3 separate regions of the Homo sapiens genome follow, and all the other regions are linked to region 1. A link is an interaction called in ENCODE POLR2A ChIA-PET data of the cell type or tissue named here. Cell type or tissue: PC-9. All regions are shown on one strand. Each heading gives the region's core, and the rest is flanking DNA. Links, peaks and the distances in the headings are about the cores only. Region 1 holds the start of LOC105369625 (a long non-coding RNA gene). Region 2 overlaps SCNN1A (sodium channel epithelial 1 subunit alpha). Region 3 overlaps VWF (von Willebrand factor).

Region 1 (8,092 bases), core at 1,479-6,478:
TTTTCAAGTTTGTTTTGTTTATTTTAGGTCCCATGCAATTCTGTATGAATTTTAGGATCAGCGTGTCCATTTCTGGGGTTTGGGGGGACAGTTTCTATAGAGATTGCATTGAATCTGTAGATAAATTTGGTATCAACATCTTAACAATATTAAGTTTTTAGACAATAAACATAGGCTGTCCTTTGATTTTATTTAGACCTTGTTTAATTTCTTTCAACAATATTTTTCAGTGTACAATTATTGCATTTCTTTGGTTAAATTTATTCCTGGCAGGGCGCAGTGGCTCACGCCTGTAATCCCAGCACTTTGGGAGGCTGAGGCGGGTGGATCACGAGGTCAGGAGATTGAGACCATTGTGGGTAACACAGTGAAACCCTATCTCTACTAAAAATACAAAAAATTAGCCAGGCGTGGTGGCGGGCACCTGCAGTCCCAGCTACTTGGGAGGCTGAAGCAGGAGAATGGCGTGAACCCGGGAGGCAGAGTTTGCAGTGAGCCGAGATGGTTCCACTGCACTCCAGCCTGGGCGAAAGAGTGAGACTCCGTCTCCAGAAAAAAAAAAAAAAAAAAAAAAAAAAACGCTTATTCCTAAGTATTCTATTCATTTTGATACTATTCTAAGCAGACGGTCTTCTTAATTTCATTTTCAGGTTATTCATTGCTAGTGCATAGAAATGCAACTGATTTTTGTACATAGAAGAGCCCGGAACTAGTAATGTAAGTGATCTTGTATCCTGCAACTCTGCTGAACTGTTTTATAGCTCTAATTATTTTTTGTAGATTCTAATTATTTTTGTAGATTCCTTAGGGTTTTCTATATATAATATCACGTCATTTGCAAACAGAGATAGTTTTACTTTTTCCTTTCCATCACACAAGTTTTTCTAAATGCAGGATGACACTTTGTGACATTGATATGCTAACGAAGAGCATTCATCTAATTGCAAAGGGTTTGTTCAAGTAGTGTATCTTAGTGACACACCAGAACCTATGACTCAGGACCAGCATTTTACAACCTTAATGTTAGAAATAAAATACCAGGATTTCTTGAACTTAGAACTCTGGCACAGTTGCAACATCAACGCTTTACTATTTCCCAACATTGGATTTTTTTTTAGAAAGAAATCAAAAACATATTATTGAGTATATTTTAAAACCACTGAGATTAAAAGGTAAACTTCATGTTATGTATATTTTACCACAATAAAAAAACAGTTGAAATTCAACATCAGAACATGAAGTACTTTCCAACGAAGCCAAAGGTTGGATAAGAAATCTATTTTCCACCATCACCCAGGGTTAAAACAATCTTCCAAATTTTGAATGTAGTGTACTTACAGATGTAGTTCCTGGTGGTGTGGCAAATCACCTTCCCCAAGAATGTCCACCACAGTAGTCTGACACCAAGCTGAATATAAACAATCTAATGAAGATGACAATGTCCTTCTCCTTGATTTAAAACAGAGACACTGTTGTTACTTTTTTCGTGTTTTAATACATTATTTTAAAATTTGAGACAAAATTTCTTCTGAGACAGGGTCTTGTTCTGATGCCCAGGCTGGAGTGCAGTGGTGTCATCATAGCTTACTGCAGCCTTGACCTCCCAGGCTCAAGCAATCCGACCACCTCAGCCTCTGCAGGCAACTGGGACCACAGGTGGTGCACCACCACACCAGCAGTGACAATTTTTTTTTTTTTTCCAAGACAGGATCTCACTCTATCACCCAAGCTGGAGTGCAGTGGCATGATCTTGGCTCACTGCAACCTTCGCCTCCCGGGTTCAAGTGGTTCTCCCACCTCAGCCTCTCAAGTGGCTGGGATTACAGGCGCCCACCACAATGCCCGGCTAATTTTTGTATTTTTAGTAGAGATGGGGTTTTGCCATATTGGCCAGGCTGGTCACGAACTCCTGACCTCAAGTGGTCTGCCTACCTTGGCCTCCCAAAGCACACAGATTACAGGCATGACCCACTGGTGGCGCCTAGCTGACAATTTTTTAAGTTGACCCAAAATTTTGGCACTTTGTGTGTATTAAACACCCATTAAAATGACCCACGAAAGCCCAAGTTTGAGACATTTATTTGATAGAAAGAGCACTGGGTGGCCAGGCGTGGTGGCTCACACCTGTAATCCCAGCACTTTGGGAGGCCGAGACGGGTGGATCACCTGAGGTTAGGAGTTCGAGACCAGTCTGGCCAACATGGTGAAACCCTATCTCTACTAAAAATACAAAAAAATTAGCTGGGCGTGGTGGCAGGTGCCTGTAATCCCAGCCACTTGGGAGGCTGAGGCAGGAGAATTGCTTGAACCCAGAAGGTGGAGGTTGCAGTGAGCCGAGATCCTGCCATTGCACTCCAGTCTGGGTGACAGAGCAAGACTCTGAAAAAAAGAAAGAAAGAAAGAGAGAGAGAGAGAGAGAGAGAGAAAGGAAGGAAAGAAGGAGGGAAGGAAGGAAGAAAGGAAAGAAGGAGGGAAGGAAGGAGGGAAGGAGGGAGGGAAGGAGGGAGGGAAGGAAGGAAGGAAGGAGCGACCGAGCACTGGGCCACGTGTGGTGACTCAAGACTCTGTCAAAAAAGAAAGAGAGAGAGAGAGAAAGAGAGAAAAGAAAGAGTGAGCACTGGGCCAGGTGTGGTGGCTCAAGCCTGTAATCCCAACACTTTGGAAAGCCAAGGCAGGAGAATTGCTTGAGTCTAAGAGTTAAAGACAAGCCTGGGCAACACAGAGAGACCCATCTCTGTTAAAAAAAAAAAAAAAAAAAAAAAAGTTTAAAGAAAGCACTGAACTATGAGCCAGGAGCTCTAAATTCTAGTCCTGTTTTTGACCTTGGCTGTGTTAAGCAACCTTTATAAGCCAGTGTTTACTCATTTTCAAATGGATTGATATTTCTTGCCCTGGCTTCCTCACAGGGCTTCTGTGACAAGCAAATGAGAAAATAGATGCACAAATGCTTTGTAACCTATAAGACTTTGTGCAAATGTGTGAAATGAAATAATCTTTCCAAAGTCCACCTGTCCCTCTAGCTTCCCTTTCTCTTGGTTCCTTTATACAACATATATACATCTCTGCCTGTTGCCAAACAACTGCCTCTCCCAGCTTCACATTTATGTATCTGCCACCACTTTGGGGAACAAACTCTGCTTGTCCCTGGTGGAGAAAGGGGCCAGGTCTCCTAATCCTGCTCTAACTCTTCCTGGAGTCTCTCTCTCTCCATCTCCTGGGCTCCTCCTCTAGTTATGCAGAGGGAACAGGGCTTCTGATCAGCTTAGAGCTGCCCGGTTCTCTCTCACTCAGTGGACGTGGTCCCAGCCCTGACTGCAGAGATCTGTCCCTTCACTCCACTGAGCTCCTTGTCCCACCCTTCCAAGGAGCCCCACATCTGAGATTCCATAGACAAAGACACTCCCCCAACCCCCCCACCCCCCAACCCTGCTGCTGTAGGCTGGGAAGCTGCGAGGAGCTGGGAGCCAGAAAAGGAAGAGGACAGCCCCACCTTGCAGACCCCACCCTCTAGGAATGGATTTATGCTTCATTGTTGGTGGGAACCATAGCAACCACAGATGACCATGAGTCAGTAGATAATAAACAGGATTCTTTACAAACAGAGGTTGCCTGGGGCAACCCTGGGAAGGTGAGGCCCTGGATTTCCTGGTCTGGCCTCTGAGAACCTCCTAGCACCCCAGAACTCCCAGACAGAATGTTAGGTAATGCCAATGAGCACAGATCAATCATCTGCACAAGTAAGTCCTTCTGGGGTTCCTATTCCAGACACTCTGGCACTCTGAGCTCCCCCATCCAAAGCTTCTTTCCGTTCCTCAAACTCACCATGTGGTCTCTTGGCTCTTAGCTTTCCTACCCAAGCCCCCAACTCCTTGAAATTCTCTTCCCTCTTCTTACTCACAAAATACCTATTCATTCTTCAGACCTCGGCTTAAAGGTCAGGACTCCGGCATAAATGTCCCTGATCCCTGAAAGTGTCAGAAACCTCAGAAAAGAGGGCCAGACATGGTGGCTCATGCCTGTAATCCCACCACTTCGGGAGGCTGAGGTGGGTGGATAACTTGAGGTCAGGAGTTCAAGACCAGCCTGGCCAACATGGTGAAACCCTGTCTCTACTAAAAATACAAAAATTAGCTGGGCGTGGTGGCAGGCGCCTGTAATCCCAGCCACTCGGGAGGCTGAGGCAGGAGAATTGCTTGAACCCAGGAGGCGGAGGTTACAGTGAGCCGAGATCTCACCACCGCACTTCAGCCTGGGTGGGAGAGTGAGACCCCAGAAAAGATGAGATCTTATTTCTCCCTCACATAGTCTGAAGACGGAGCACTTTCCATGGAGTGCTGATGAAGTGCCAGGGTCCTAGGCTCCTTCTGGTGTGCCACCCCTCGGACAAGTCTCTCAGCCTCAAGGTCCAGGATGGCAACATCTGTCCAAACAGCAAGATGGAGAACAGGACAGGATAGGAACGAAGTAGGAGAGGGGCCAAGGACTCATGCTGGCATCCCGCCAGCCTTTTGACACGAGTCACCCTTCCGCCACTTTATAAAAAAAGGTAGGCCTCTTATCAGTGGTAGGCAATAGCAGGGTAGTGAAAACCGTTTCCCCACCACCGCCAAGGCAGGGAATAGAGGCTGCATTGTCCTTAGAGAATTGTAAATGAGTAAGCAACCGAAAGTTCTTTGTTATCCCCTGGGCCAGCAATCCTAAACAATGTCAGTGATAAAACATTCCTCCCTGAAAAAGTATTTTATTGGTCTAAGTTCTAAATCTAAATAAATGCTGTCATTACCACTGAGTTTTAATTATATGTGAACTTCGGCCGGGCACAGTGGCTCACGCCTGTAATCCCAGCACTTTGGGAGGCCAAGGCAGGTGGATCACCCGAGGTTAAGAGTTCGAGACCAGCCTGGCCAACATGGTGAAACCCCATCTCTACTAAAAATACAAAAATTAGCCAGGCATGGTAGTGCACGCCTGTAATCTCAGCTACTCAGGAGGCTGAGGCAGGAGAATCACTTGAACCTAGGAGGCAGAGGTTTCAGTGAGCCGAGATTAGGCCACTGCACTCCAGCCTGGGTGACAGAGTGAGACTCCATCTCAAAAATAAATAAATAAATAAATAAAATGTGAACTTCAATTTAACTTGTTTTTATAACTTAGCATTTAAATAACATTATCGGCCGGGCAAGGTGGCTCACGCTTGTAATCCCAGCACTCTGGGAGGCCGAGGCAGGTGGATCATGAGGTCAGGAGATGGAGACCATCCTAACACGGTGAAACCCCATCTCTACTAAAAATACAAAAAATTAGCCGGGCGTGGTGGCGGGCGCCTGTAATCCCAGCTACTCGGGAGGCTGAGGCAGGAGAATGGCGTGAACCCGGGAGGCGGAGCTTGCAGTGAGCCGAGATCGCGCCACTGCACTCCAGCCTGGGCGACAGAGTGAGACTCAGTCTCAAAAAAAAAAAAAAAAAAAAAAAGATAAATAACATTATCTCCTATGCAGAAATGAAAGCTGAAAACTCGTTATTCAGTGGGCCCCCGACACCCGCAGACTCAGCTCCATGTGTTTCTTACTTCTGGCTGGTCAGTGCCTCCGTTCGTGTGGAGCTGCTATGGAAGCAGGAGCTTGGGAGAGCCAGAGTGACACCATTTTACACTCAACTCCATCTTTTTGTTTTGTTTTGTTTTTTAATTTAGAGATAGGGTCTCCCCGTGTTGCCCGGCTGGTCTCAACTCCTGGTCTTAAGTAATCCTCCCGACTCGGCCTCCCAAAGTGCTGAGATTATAGGTATGAGCCACAGCACCTGGCCAATCAACTCCCATCTTAAAACTAGAAAGGCACACACACACAAAAAGCTAGAAAGGCACACTCCTTGCTGGTCACAGCCTATAGTCATGGTGTGTTTACAGTTGAGGAAACAGTCTAAAGATGCCTACAAAGACACCCTCCGACAACAATGGAGAGTCCACATGTCCCGATACTCGTATCAACATATGCTCTGAAGATAATCATAGTTACACCTTGATGTATTAATACTTACACACTAAAACGTCAAGGACAGTTTTCTTTAAATCAACAGAGTAATAAACTCTCTCATGCAGTCTGCTCACCCACATGTAGAAACAGCTTAGTTTAACCTTTACATCGACAAGACCCCTATACGAGAAAAACTTAAAACAAAGCCGGGGCAGTCCTCTGCTGGCTTTCTGAGGACGCCCTCCTGTGTAACAGGATAGCTTTCAATAAACTTTCTTCTTACTGCACTCTGTGACTCGCCTTGAGTTATTTCCTGCACGAGATCCAAGAACCCTCTGGGCTCTGGATCAAGACCCTTTTTTCCACTAACAGAACCACGTTATCTCTGCCTTTCAAAGGTAGATTCAAAAGACACAATGATAGTGCCCTGATTGCAAAGACAAAGGAATAACTTGAGTTATTTTTCTCTTATCTACTTGGACTTTGTATTTGTGTTAAAAATTCAAAACAGTGAAAAGGAGGCCGGGTGTGGTGGCTCACACCTGTAATCCCAGCACTTTGGGAGGCCACGGTGGGAGGATCACTTGAGGCCAAGAGTTCAAGACCTGCCTGGCCCACATGGCGAAACCCTGTCTGTACTAAAAATACAAAAATTAGCTGGGCATGGTGGCGCACGCATGTAATCCCAGCTACTCGGGAGGCTGAGGCATGAGACCTACTTGAACCCAGGAGGCGGAGGTTTCAGTGATCAAAAAAAAAAAAAAGCAGTGAGATAGAAGGCAAATTACAAGTTGTAATATTTTTGTTTTATGAGGGCCAATATGAAAACTTCAATTCATGATTATTGCTGAAAATAACTTTTGTAGAGGAAGGGGGTGCGTTAAGAAATAATCCACGCTGGTCAGGCGTGGCGGCTCATGCCTGTAATCCCAGCACTATGGGAGGCCAGGCAGGTGGCTCTCTTAAGAACAATCATAATAATAACCCATGCCACATAGAACACTTCAGGCACCACACGACCTCTCAACTTTCCCAAATTTTAAGATAGAATGCTTGGAGCGTAAAAGCTTCATGGCCCCGAAGAAAGGATGCTTCATAACATCGGTTTGAGTTGAACCGAGTGGATAAAGAAAATGTGATATATATTATGGAGTTGGAGACCATGATTCTAAGTGAAGTAACTCAGGAATGGAAAACCAAACATCGTATGTTCTCACTTATAAGTGGGAGCTAAGCTATGAGGGTGCAAAGGCATAAGAATGATATGATGGACTTTGGGGACTCAGGGGGAAGGGTGGGAGAGGGTGAGGGATAAAAGTGTACAGTGTACACTGCTCAGGTGATGAGTATACCAAAATCTCAGAAACTACCACTAAAGAACTTATCCAGGTAACCAAACACCACCTGTTCCCCAAAATCTACTGAAATAAAATTTTAAAAAATAAATAATAATATCAGTGTGGGCAAGTCTTCGTTTAATGAAATCACCACAAACCTCTTGTAGGTCTTCGTGTCTTCTCTGTCCTATATATATTTTTGTAAAGGGCAAAATGTGAAGTTAAGAAGATGTGTTGGGATGTTGTGGGCTCAGATAGGGTGAAGCAGGAGTAGGGACAGTATTACTTTCCATATCCCTAAAGCTCCCCAGGAATACTTGAGTGCTAAGGGAGAGTCAGGTAGTAAACACTGATAGTGATAGCACCTTAAGTCATGTATGTGATAAGCTCGAGGCAGAGCTCCATGCCTTATCTATCTTAAAGATCATCATGATTCTTAAAAGCACCCAGACAAGGCCGATCTCCTGTGAAGCTCACACAGAGCCCAGGGCCAGGCTGTCTGCCACCCTGGCGGGACTGCTCTTCTCTGAATATTTTGCACAATTTCAAGAAGAGGGAAGTGAGGCCAGGTGTGGTGCTCACGCCTGTAATCCCAGCACTTTGGGAGGCTGAGGCAGGCGGATCACAAGGTCAGGAGTTCGAGAGCAGCCTGACCAACACGGTAAAACCCCATGTCTACTAAAAATACAAAAATTAGTCGGGCGTGGGCAGCGGGCACCTGTAATCCCAGCTAGTCAGAAGGCTGAGGCAGGAAAATCGCTTGAACCCAGGAGGTGGAGGTTG
Region 2 (5,000 bases), core at 1-5,000, 75 kb after region 1:
AATCTTCAGTGTAACACAGTATACCGTTAGCCACTGTTAGCTAACACAATTGTCATTCCCTTTTCCAGGTGAAAAACCTGAGGCATGATGACTTATTCCAGTTGGCACAGCTAGCAAATGGGTCAGACAGCACTCCAACCACCACACTGCCCTCTGGTCCGTCCCTGCTACCTCTGGCTATTTTAGGAGGGCCACATGGTGCCCCAGAAAGAGCACCCAAGCCAGAACCTCTCTGAGATGTAGGGCCTGGTGTTCCAGCCACACACTTTCTGTCTGTGTAACTCGGGGTAAGTGACCCAGCCTTTCTGACTCTCAGTCTGAGTTCCTTATCTGTAAAATGGGCATAACACTAGATCTGCCTACCGCATGAAGCTCTTGGGGGGTTAAGTGAGAAAATACTCAGTGACACAAAGTGAAGAGACCATCGACTATCAGGAAGACACAGAGGAGCCAGGAGCCCAGGAAAGCGAATTTGCCTTTCTCAAGGTCACACAGGAAGAATCCAGATCCCCCACTTGCCTGGAGTTATTTCCACCACATCCTGGCTGGGCCTCCCTTTCCACTCCTTCCCCAGGCTGGCTCAAGTCCCTTCTGCCTCCTGCCCCTCCCTCTCTCTCATCACCAACTTCAATCTGGTTGTCACTTCTCTGGCCACACTCCTCTCCCCTGGGGAGCCCCCATGCCATCTCTGTGCCCGGCTTCCTCCTCCATGCTGCCACCCTACACGCCTCCCTCCTGCCACCCTACTCACCTCCCTCCTGCCACCCTACGCACCTCCCTCCTGCCACCCTACGCACCTCCCTCCTGCCACCCTACGCGCCTCCCTCCTGCCTGGCCTCACTGATGAGCCCCCCCACTGAGCACAGCCTGGGCTCCCAGCCCTTGATCCCACACACACAAACCTGTGACAAGGCCTCCAGAGGAGGCTGGGTTCCATAGGGCCCCACCTTCACTCTCCCAAAAGGTCTACTGCTCCTCTTTTTTGGCATAAGATAAGACGGAATGGCCGGGCGCGGTGGCTCACGCCTATAATCCCAGCACTTTGGGAGGCCGAGGATGGTGGATCACGAGGTCAGGAGATTGAGACCATCCTGGCTAACACGGCGAAACCCCGTCTCTACTAAAAAAGTATGATAAATTAGCCGGGCATGGTGGTGGGCGCCTGTAGTCCCAGCTACTCTGGAGGCTGAGGCAGGAGAATGGCATGAACCCGGGAGGCGGAGCTTGCAGTGAGCCAAGATCCCACCACTGCACTCCAGCCTGGGCAACAGTGCAAGACTCTGTCTCAAAAAAAAAAAAAAAAAAAAAATCTCTCCCTCCATGACCCCGTGATACTAGAAATTCCTATAGCAGGAGGCAGAGCCTTTGAGTTGACACCTAGAGCTAAGAGAATTGACCACTAAACAGAAAGCACATTGAAGACATCCGATCTTGTTTTGAGGAGACCAGCGGCTGGAGGGAAGGGATAAAGAATGCCCACAGTGGGTTCTTCCAGACAGTCCAGCCCTTCTGGCCTTGACCTCCTCCTCAGGTCATGCTCACTGCCCTCACTCCCATCTGCTCTGGCAGGCAGCCCTACATTGGAGGGTGAGTCAACCCTTACACAATTCCATCGGGCAGGCATTATTATCCCCATTTTACAGTTGAGGAAACTGAGGCCTATCAACTAGGCAAATTCCCCAGGGTCACTCAGCCAGGAAGGACTGGAGCCAAGATGTGAACCCAGGCCTGTTCACTCCACGGCCCCTGCTTTTTCCACTGTGTCTGCCTCCCAGCTCTGAAGCATCTGGGATCAGGCAGCAAAATCTCCTTTCCCTGCAGCTGGCCCTCTCCCCTCTAGCCCCTCTTCCGTGTCCAGGACGGAGCAGCAGGGTGCAAGGACCCTGGGAGACTTGGAGGCTGACACTCTGCTCTCTCCTCCTCTTCCCTCCCTCTTACCCCGGTGGCCTCCTCTCACAGAAGAGCCCATGCTCATCCTAACAGCCGTGGGAGCCGCCTAGGCCCCATCCCACCTGGGATGAGAAGGATCCAACCACCATGGCAGGGTTAGAGGGATGTCAACTCTCAACAGTCCAGGCTTTTTTTCCTGCCAGCCCTGCTGAGCACAGCCTGGTGTCCAGACTGCCCAGGGAATGCAGGGTCTGCCCGCCACGTCTGGGGACCACAGGCAGGGACGGCCTCCCTAGCTCAGGGCTTTCCCATCCTCCCCACAGGAGCTCTCTCTGGGAAACTGCCCCTTGCTTCACCCACTCCTGGCCTCCTGCTGTGCCATTTCCAGGAAAGAAGCTACCATGACCTCCTTCATTGTTCAAGAACCCCAAGTTCTTGGGTCCAGCCTAAACCGTTCCTGGGACTGGATGAAAAATATGTCTGTGGGCTCTGTTTTCCATGACTGTAGGTATGACTGGCCCTCTCCTTTCAGTGAAGAAGCCCTTTGTTGACCAGAGAGAAAGGGGCTGCAGTGGCCAACCCTTCCCTTCGGACTCAGCACTTCCTTGCTTAGTCTGAAAGGTCTTCAGTGCTTTGTCCCCTTTCCTTGAAGTTAGAAAGCAGCACAGAGTCCTGCATGTCCACTTTCCTCCTCTCCCTCTGCTGGTGGCGACCCTCAGCAGGTAGGCAGCCCTGGGCAGCTCTGCCTCACTCCAGTTCCTCTAGCTCATCAACCGATCTCCTCGGTAGGAGTCATTCACTGCGCTCCCGGTGATTCACTCACAGGGGCTCATTAACCTGTTTACCTCCCTGCCACTCTCCTGAGTAGGAGTGGCCCTGGATCCCTCCCTCCTGCACGCCTGACAAATTGTCCTCCAATGACTGCTGCTCTGCCCGCTGGGCTCCCACCAGCTGCCCCCGACCCTGGGAGGTCTTTGCCTGATCCCTACTTAAAGTGTAATGGGTAAAAGAGCTTTGAAATCAAACACACTAGGTTTGTGACTCAGCTGCTAACCTGAGATGCCCTGGCTTTCCATTGGAGCGTGGCGGGGGGGCGGGGGGTGGGGGTGAGGGTGGACGGTGGGGGTGGGGGTGGGGCGGGGGGCGGGGGATGATTTTTGAGTCCCAGTTTCACCACTTGTTGTCTGTCTGAAGTTGAGGCAGTTACTTAACTCTCTGGGACTCAGTTTCCTCATCCATAAAATAAGAGTCATCATGAGACCTACTTCCAAGGTGTGTTGTGAGAATTAAATAATTTAAAGCAGAATCATTTGATTTAGATTCATTTGTAAAAAGTCTGGCCCATAAATATATACAAACATTATTATTGTTTTTTTTTCCTTTGAGACTGTGTCTCACTCTGTGGCTCAGGCTGGAATGCAGTGGCGTGATCTCGGCTCACTGCAGCCTCGGCCTCCTGAGGTGATTCTCCTGCCTCAGCCTCCCAAGTAGCTGGGACTACAGGCGTGCGCCACCACACCTGGCTGATTTTTGTATTTTTAGTAGAGACGGGGGTTTCACCATGATGGCCAGGCTGGTCTCGAACTCCTGGCCTCAAGTGAGGGGCTCTTTTAAACAACCTTGTTTGAGCTCCATCCCAGATCCCTCAATGCCTGCCTTGGCCTCCCAAAGTGCTGGGATTACAGGCGTGAGGCACCATGCCCAGCGGTTATTTTTTAATTTAATAAATAAATAATGTATGTTCCCTTGCTCAAATTATTTCCTCTTGCCAAGCCTTAATTTCCTCATCTAAAAAAATGGGAATAATACTGCCCACCTCCCTGGACTTGTCAGTATTAAATGAGAGAGTGTCTATAAAGCACCCAGCTTTAGGGTGTAGCACATAATGTGACTACAAGGTCAAGTGTGTAGTGCTTGGTGGGTGTTGCATCTCCTCCCGCTGTGCTGGGGAGCCCTTCCCCGACTCCTCTCCTCTCCTAGGTGTTCTCTCCCTCCCGACTCCCACAGCAGCCCTTCAAGAAGGAGGGATTCTTTCTGGGCAGATGGCTGCCTCCCAGCCTGCAGGCCCCAGAGGCAGGGCTTATGGCTTCCTTTCCCCGGCTTTTTCCTGGACTGTCTAGGGCCCCGCATCCAGCAGAACCTAAGAACTGTGCAGGCCTCACCCGATTCACCCCTGCCCTCCCTTTCCATCTCTCACTGACATATTTTCAACCACAAATATTTATTGAGTGCCCACTGCCCCGCCTGCTGTCCTTCCCCTTCCTGCTGGGTCCCTCCCCTCCACCAAGGCCTAAAGGGGTGAAGATGTCTGCAGGCAGCAGGGGGAGAAAAATGAGGCTAAGAGGAAGGACCCAAGAGAGCTCTGAAATGAGGCGGAAGCCACATCTGACTGGAAGTTTCATTCACTCAAAGCCCCACATCTTGGGTATTAAAAAGAGGCAGAGTTTTGGGATTAGGCGTAAACAGGATGAGTCACAGCTCAGTCACTCTCTCTGTGATGTTGTGACTTGCCTCTCTTTGCCTTAGTTTCCTCAAGTGTAAAATAGGGATAACAATAGCACCGGGCTTGTAAGATGTGAGAATGAAATGAGATACCCAAGACACCTTCGCAGCGTCTGTGCACACGGCAGCTTCCTAAGGAAATGGTCCCTACCTGGGACATTATACAGACGTTAATCAACGAAATGACCTGGCTTTTTTTTTTCTCTCTCTCTCCAGGACAGGACGTCCCACCCTTTCTTAGTCCGTAACGCACCTTTGGACATGATGGAATATACGAAGGGGCCTCCACCCACAGCATGACCAATCCCCAGCATCCAAAATCGCACACATACCAATATGTGCACACACACACTCACACCCACACCCATAAAGATTTTGCACTCCTTGAAGGTACACTAACTCACCATTTTTATCATACTTATCCCAGTGTGCCACAGTTACTGGCTTATATGCCTGTCTCTGCTATCTTATTTTATCTGTCTCCACAACACAGCAAACTACCTGGCCTTCAATAAAGGGCTTATGAATTATTCATGAATCCATTTTGCCAGGTGCCTAGCCCTGTGTCTGGCTTGAAGCAGGTGTTCCCAAGGTGTGGCATGGCTGAG
Region 3 (5,000 bases), core at 1-5,000, 240 kb before region 1:
TCTAACTGGTCTTCCCTAGTAGACTATCAGGTACTGTGTCTGGTGACTGGATTTCCCTCTGTCGCCCGGGCTAGAATGCAGTGGCGCGATCACAGTTCACTGCAGCCTTGGCTTCCTGGGCTCAAGCAATCTTCCCACCTCAGTATTTCAAGTGGCTGGGTCTACAGGTATGCACCACCATGGCCAACTATTTTTTTTTCTTTGTATTTAGGGACAGGGCCTCACTATGTTGCCCAGGCTGCTCTCAAACTCCCAGGCTCAAGCATTCCTCCCACTTCCACCTCCCAAAGTGCTGGGGATTACAGATGTGAGCCACTGCCCCAGCCTGGCTCATCTTTAGACCACCAATTCTTAGCCAGAACTAAGACAGAACAGGTGACAGGTAAGTGTTTGCTCAACAAATGTCCTGTTGTAAATTTCTTCCACGCTCATGGCAACCCTGTTGAAACCGACTGTCACAGAAGGCCTAGGCAAAGAGCTGCAGGAAGCAAGCATGATTTGGAGCTATTTTGGGGAAGTGCATGAAGCAGGTCAGGGTAGCAATGCCCCATGGAGGCAGCGCTGCAGTGGTCCATGTTCTTCCTGCTCAAATGCTTCAGCTTGAGAATACTGAAAGCAGGCTGGAAAGGAGGGTGACAGGCAGATCTCCCTTTTCCTGTTCCAGAAAAGGAAAACTGAGACCTAAAGCCCAGAAATGGGGGCCAACACATAACAGTTGGCAATAAAACTCAAGAACTCCTACTGCCAGCCAGGAATCCCAGTTCCCTGTGTAGTAAGGAAGTCAGAAGACCTGGACCAAATCCCAGCTCCGCTTCTGACTTGCTGTACAGTTCTGGACAAGTCACTTCCTTCCTTGGGCCCCAGTTTACCCATCCATGAAGTAAAGGACTTGGGGGTCCCGTTTTCCTCCCCAGCTCTGCTGTTTTAGAGGTCCCTGACACTGCTGCCTGCACTTACCACATGGTGTGATGGTCTGAGAAGATGTCTTCTGGCTGGAAGATCTCACCGTCATAGTAACAGGGGCACTGGGCCTTGGGCACGCAGTCCCCCCTCTCATCCATGTAGAGCCCTGGGGGGCAGAAGCAGCCCTCCAGGCAGGCCTCATTGCATTCCTCATCCGGGTAAGAGAGAGAGCGGCAGGTCAGGTTGCAGGGGGTCCCGCACTGCAGGTACACCTGGCCTTTCGGGCAGTTCAGCTCTAGAAGAGAGAGGAGAAGTAAGGCCTCAGCGGGAATGTTGGACAGCAAGGACTGTGGTTCTAGGACTTGCCACCCCTTGTAGCTGTGACCCCCAATTATTTAATTAAAATTTTTATTGAGATAATTGTAGACTTGCTTGCAATTACAAGAAGTAATGCAGAAAGATCCCATGTACCCTTTACCCAGTTTTCCCCAAGTGACCCCCAATTATATCTGTATGGTCATCAACTTCCTTTCCCACTATGAGCAAATGTGTATTTTTCAGCATGCAGATATGTATTATAATTATGGGGGCACACATTTTCTCCTTTCCTCAACCACAGGGAATGTGCATTAGTCATCTCTGAATTCTCAAAGCCTAGGATGTAGTAGAAATCCTGGCAGGTTTTGAAGCTGTGAATATTAAAAAGTACTGGGAATGACGGGCAAGGGCATACCCCGTGACAACAATGAGTACCATTTATGGAGCACCTACTGAATGCCTTGCTCTTACGTGGGCTCTATGCCTCATGCCGAGTTAGCTCTCATCACCCCCTTTCAAGAAACTTAGGCTGAGTGACTTGTTAGGGGTATACCTCACAGGAAGAAGCAGAGGAAGGATTTGAACTCAGCTCTCTGCAGCCCTAAAGCTCATGCTCATAACCCTTACTCTCTAGAAAGAAAACAGTCCCTTTGAGGACATGCTGGTCCCAAAGAGGAGGGACACTCATGCCTACCACAGCGAAATGGGCTGCACCCATCTGCCCACAGCCCTCACCCTCCCTAGCCTCCCACAGAAAAATACTGCAAGAGACACAAGCCAGAAGGAAGTGTAGCAAAGTGGCAACGCAGCTAAGGGAACGGGCTCTGTATCCCAAATACCTGGGTTCACGCCCAGGTCCACCACTAGCTGGCTGTGTGATCTTGGGCAGTATCCTCACTGGATGGAATAACAGTATCCACCCAGTCTTTGTGAAGGTTGAATGAGCTAACACATTTAGAAGAATGTCTGGCATGTGGAGAATGTTCACTGCTAATAATGTTCACTGATAATAATTATTATTCTTATTGCTAAGGAAACAGCCCCAGCTCAGCGGTCCCAAGAAGGAAGGAGTGTTCCAGAGAAAGGCCTAGGCCTCAGAAGCTCTGGCATTCTGGTGACAAAATTCCTTATGGGCAGGGTAGAGGACAGGGAAGGTGTGGGGAGCATTCTGCCCTTTCAAAATGCCTTCCCTGTGCAGACCAGCTGCTGCCCAAGAAATGAGAACCTCACCCTGGGCATGCTTCTTCTGAGACCATCACAATCCTTCCCCTCTCTGTTCAAATCCATTGCTCCAGCAGAAACCTACTGGCAGGGCATTTCACAGATGTTATAAAAGTAAGCCTTGGCCGTGAGCCTGAACAATGGAGTGGGGAGCCTCTGGAGAGACCCTGCAGCCTCCCGCTCCTACAACCACCCTGAACTTGGTGTTTGAAGGTAGCTGGGAAGGGAGGGCCTCTTTAATCCTATTAGACATTGATTTTTCTCTGCAAGAATGGAAAGGTTGGATTATTGGATGAATACTGAGGGAGTGTAGGTTAAGACAGGATGTGTTAGACAATAAAGATGGAGATGTCTTTCAACCACCTGAGCCTACAATGACAAGGGCACATTTTACCCATTAAAAAGCAGCTAGACTTGAGAACTTTCTTTGTTCTGATAGGCTATCTCTAGGGCTGGCTTGGAGCCTTATTAAATTTCTCCTTTAGCCTTCTTCCCCAAAGAAACAATGCACATCTCAGTTTAGCAGACACTTCTTGTGTATCCACTGCATGCCAGGGGCTATGCTAGGCCCAGGGAGGCAGAGATGGCCAGCCCTGGTCCTTGCCTTCAGAAAGCCTGTGGTCCTGTCTTCCCAAAGGGAGCACAACCAATTTGCAAGAGGAAAAAAAATGTGTGTGCTTCTCATCAATCTCCTCACACCATCCCACAAAGTAGCTACATGGTAAGTCTGTGCTCCCTGAGTGTCTCCAATTGATGTGACCTCTTCTTACGAATAGATTCACTGGTTTAGGGAGCTCTGTTCATTTCTCTGGAAGAGAAAGTGGAAGTGGGTAGAGGGGACAGCTGAGCCTGAGCTCTTCTCCAAGTCAAGAAAAGATTGGGGCAAGAACCCAGGAGACTTACCCAACTGCCTTGGGTACAAAGGGACAGCCCAAGGCCATCTGGTCAGCCCAGTCTCTTGTCACATAAACCCACAGAGACAGACCCCTCTTGTCCTTAACAGTCTCCAGGGAAAGCTCCTTCCTACCACCCTTTCTACCCTATCGTAATGCCTCAGGAGTCAAGACATTCTTTAACTGAATCTTATCCCCACTACTGAAGCATCAGCCCATTTCCCCTGTTCTGTTCAGTGGAGGTTAAGAATGGCTGTTCATGACAGATTAAAGAATATTTCAGTGGGCCCTTAGCATTCCAGGAGAATGTCCTAAATTAAGAAATCCTGCGGATGCTGCCACATACTGATAATGCATCATTTCTAACACTGGTGGACAAGCAAAGAATATTCACAAGCAGCATCTCATTCACTCCTCATTACTTTCCCCAATTTCTAAATAGCAAATGCTAAGGAAGAAACTGAAGTGCAAAGGGGTTACGTGAAGGGTTCAAGGTCCCATAACTGGTACCTCACGGGAAAGTTGCCAGTAAGGACCCAGACCCAGTTGTCCCAGCCCCTAGCCTGTGGCTCCCCAAGACATCCCAGAGCTGGAGGAATGGGGAGGGCACAACGGCTGCATTATGTGCTCGTCCCTTTCGTCCTTACTGTTGTCTCTGCTCCTCTTTCATATGACATTTCTACAACTCAAAACATGAGTTGGCTCATTGGACCCAAAATAGTAGCACTTCTAGGGTCCCCATGCCTACACTGCTCCTGAAATATAGATGCTAATTCCTTTCACTGTTTCTCATAACTCCTCTTCCAACAGGACCATCTACTTTATATATATATATATGTATACACACACACACACACACACACACACACACACACACAGGGTCTTTCTCTGTTGGCCAGGTCAGAGTGCAGTGGTGCGATCATAACTCACTGCAGCCTTAAATTCCTAGACTCAAGCAATCCTCTTGCCTCAACCTCCCAAGTAGCTGGGACTACACCTACATTTTAATTTCTAAACACATCTACTTTACCCTAAAAAACAGAATATCCACTATGCCTTATTCTTAACAGAATATACTCGTCACTTCTATGCCTACTATGATTCTACCATTGGAAACAAGTCTTCTCTGCCAAGAAAGCAGCTTTTTAAAACCCTAGCCAAGTACACGTCCTCCAGAAAGCCTTCCTTGGTTTTCCCTGCCCTGAATCTACTCATCCTTTCACTTAGTAGGATAGGTATCTAGTAGGGCGGCCATTTCCATCTGTGACTCTAACAGTAAGTTTGGAGTTCCACATCATCACTGTTGCCCGACCACACTGGGCATGCAGCAAATGTCCCCAGAGCAATAACAAAAACAAAAAAGTGAGCACAATAGATACCACCTCTGGTGCCAGGAATCCAACAGTGCAGAGTGAGAATCTAAAGCCAACTGGGGACAGTGATGTAATTCACCTTTAGGTAACTTTATACAACGCCAGAGGTTTTGTCCATCGGTGGTTTGCCTGGAGTTACAAGCAAAGGGTTTGTATGTGAATTTCCCTTGCCTTCATCGGACTCTTAAGGGAGGCGGAGACCCAGTGGGATCTGGGACCCATTCGCTCCACAGCCTGACCTTCTGTGCTGAACGAACACTAGGTGGCAGCGGCCACGGGAAACCCAAGCTTT

The links. ChIA-PET counts read pairs that join two places held together with the same protein. Peaks named below come from ENCODE experiments on the same cell type or tissue, not always from the same donor. Only the 100,000 strongest peaks of a DNase experiment are listed, where the experiment ranks them.
Region 2: POLR2A ChIA-PET joins it to region 1 with 52 read pairs; 7 of 35 experiments call an interaction of 5 or more read pairs at or near these places.
Region 3: POLR2A ChIA-PET joins it to region 1 with 16 read pairs; 7 of 35 experiments call an interaction of 5 or more read pairs at or near these places.

What each region holds. Positions count from the first base shown.
Region 1 is chr12:6,291,761-6,299,852 of GRCh38, forward strand. LOC105369625 (a long non-coding RNA gene) reads right to left here and starts at 3,647. Exons shown (of 5, transcript XR_001748979.2): 1 at 3,491-3,647; 2 at 1,339-1,449. RefSeq lists a silencer at 1,629-1,839 and an enhancer at 3,893-4,393. In PC-9, for the core only: no CTCF peak of the experiment used is centred there; DNase peaks (open chromatin) are centred at 2,851, 3,601 and 4,601; H3K4me3 peaks cover 425 bases; H3K27ac peaks cover 3,841 bases.
Region 2 is chr12:6,368,547-6,373,546 of GRCh38, forward strand. The region is part of intron 2 of SCNN1A (sodium channel epithelial 1 subunit alpha); the gene reads right to left. It overlaps LOC105369626 (a long non-coding RNA gene), which reads left to right. Exons shown (of 4, transcript XR_931591.3): 2 at 69-287; 3 at 2,214-2,398; 4 at 4,609-5,000. Among named protein-coding and RNA genes, the nearest start is that of SCNN1A, 4.5 kb to the right of the region's middle. In PC-9, for the core only: a CTCF peak has its summit at 2,554 (motif pointing left); DNase peaks (open chromatin) are centred at 2,785 and 4,135; H3K4me3 peaks cover 3,347 bases; H3K27ac peaks cover 4,613 bases.
Region 3 is chr12:6,051,586-6,056,585 of GRCh38, forward strand. It overlaps VWF (von Willebrand factor), which reads right to left. Exons shown (of 52, transcript NM_000552.5): 16 at 958-1,198. Among named protein-coding and RNA genes, the nearest start is that of SNORA120, 14 kb to the left of the region's middle. In PC-9, for the core only: CTCF peaks have their summits at 2,055 and 4,927 (motif pointing right); a DNase peak (open chromatin) is centred at 2,176.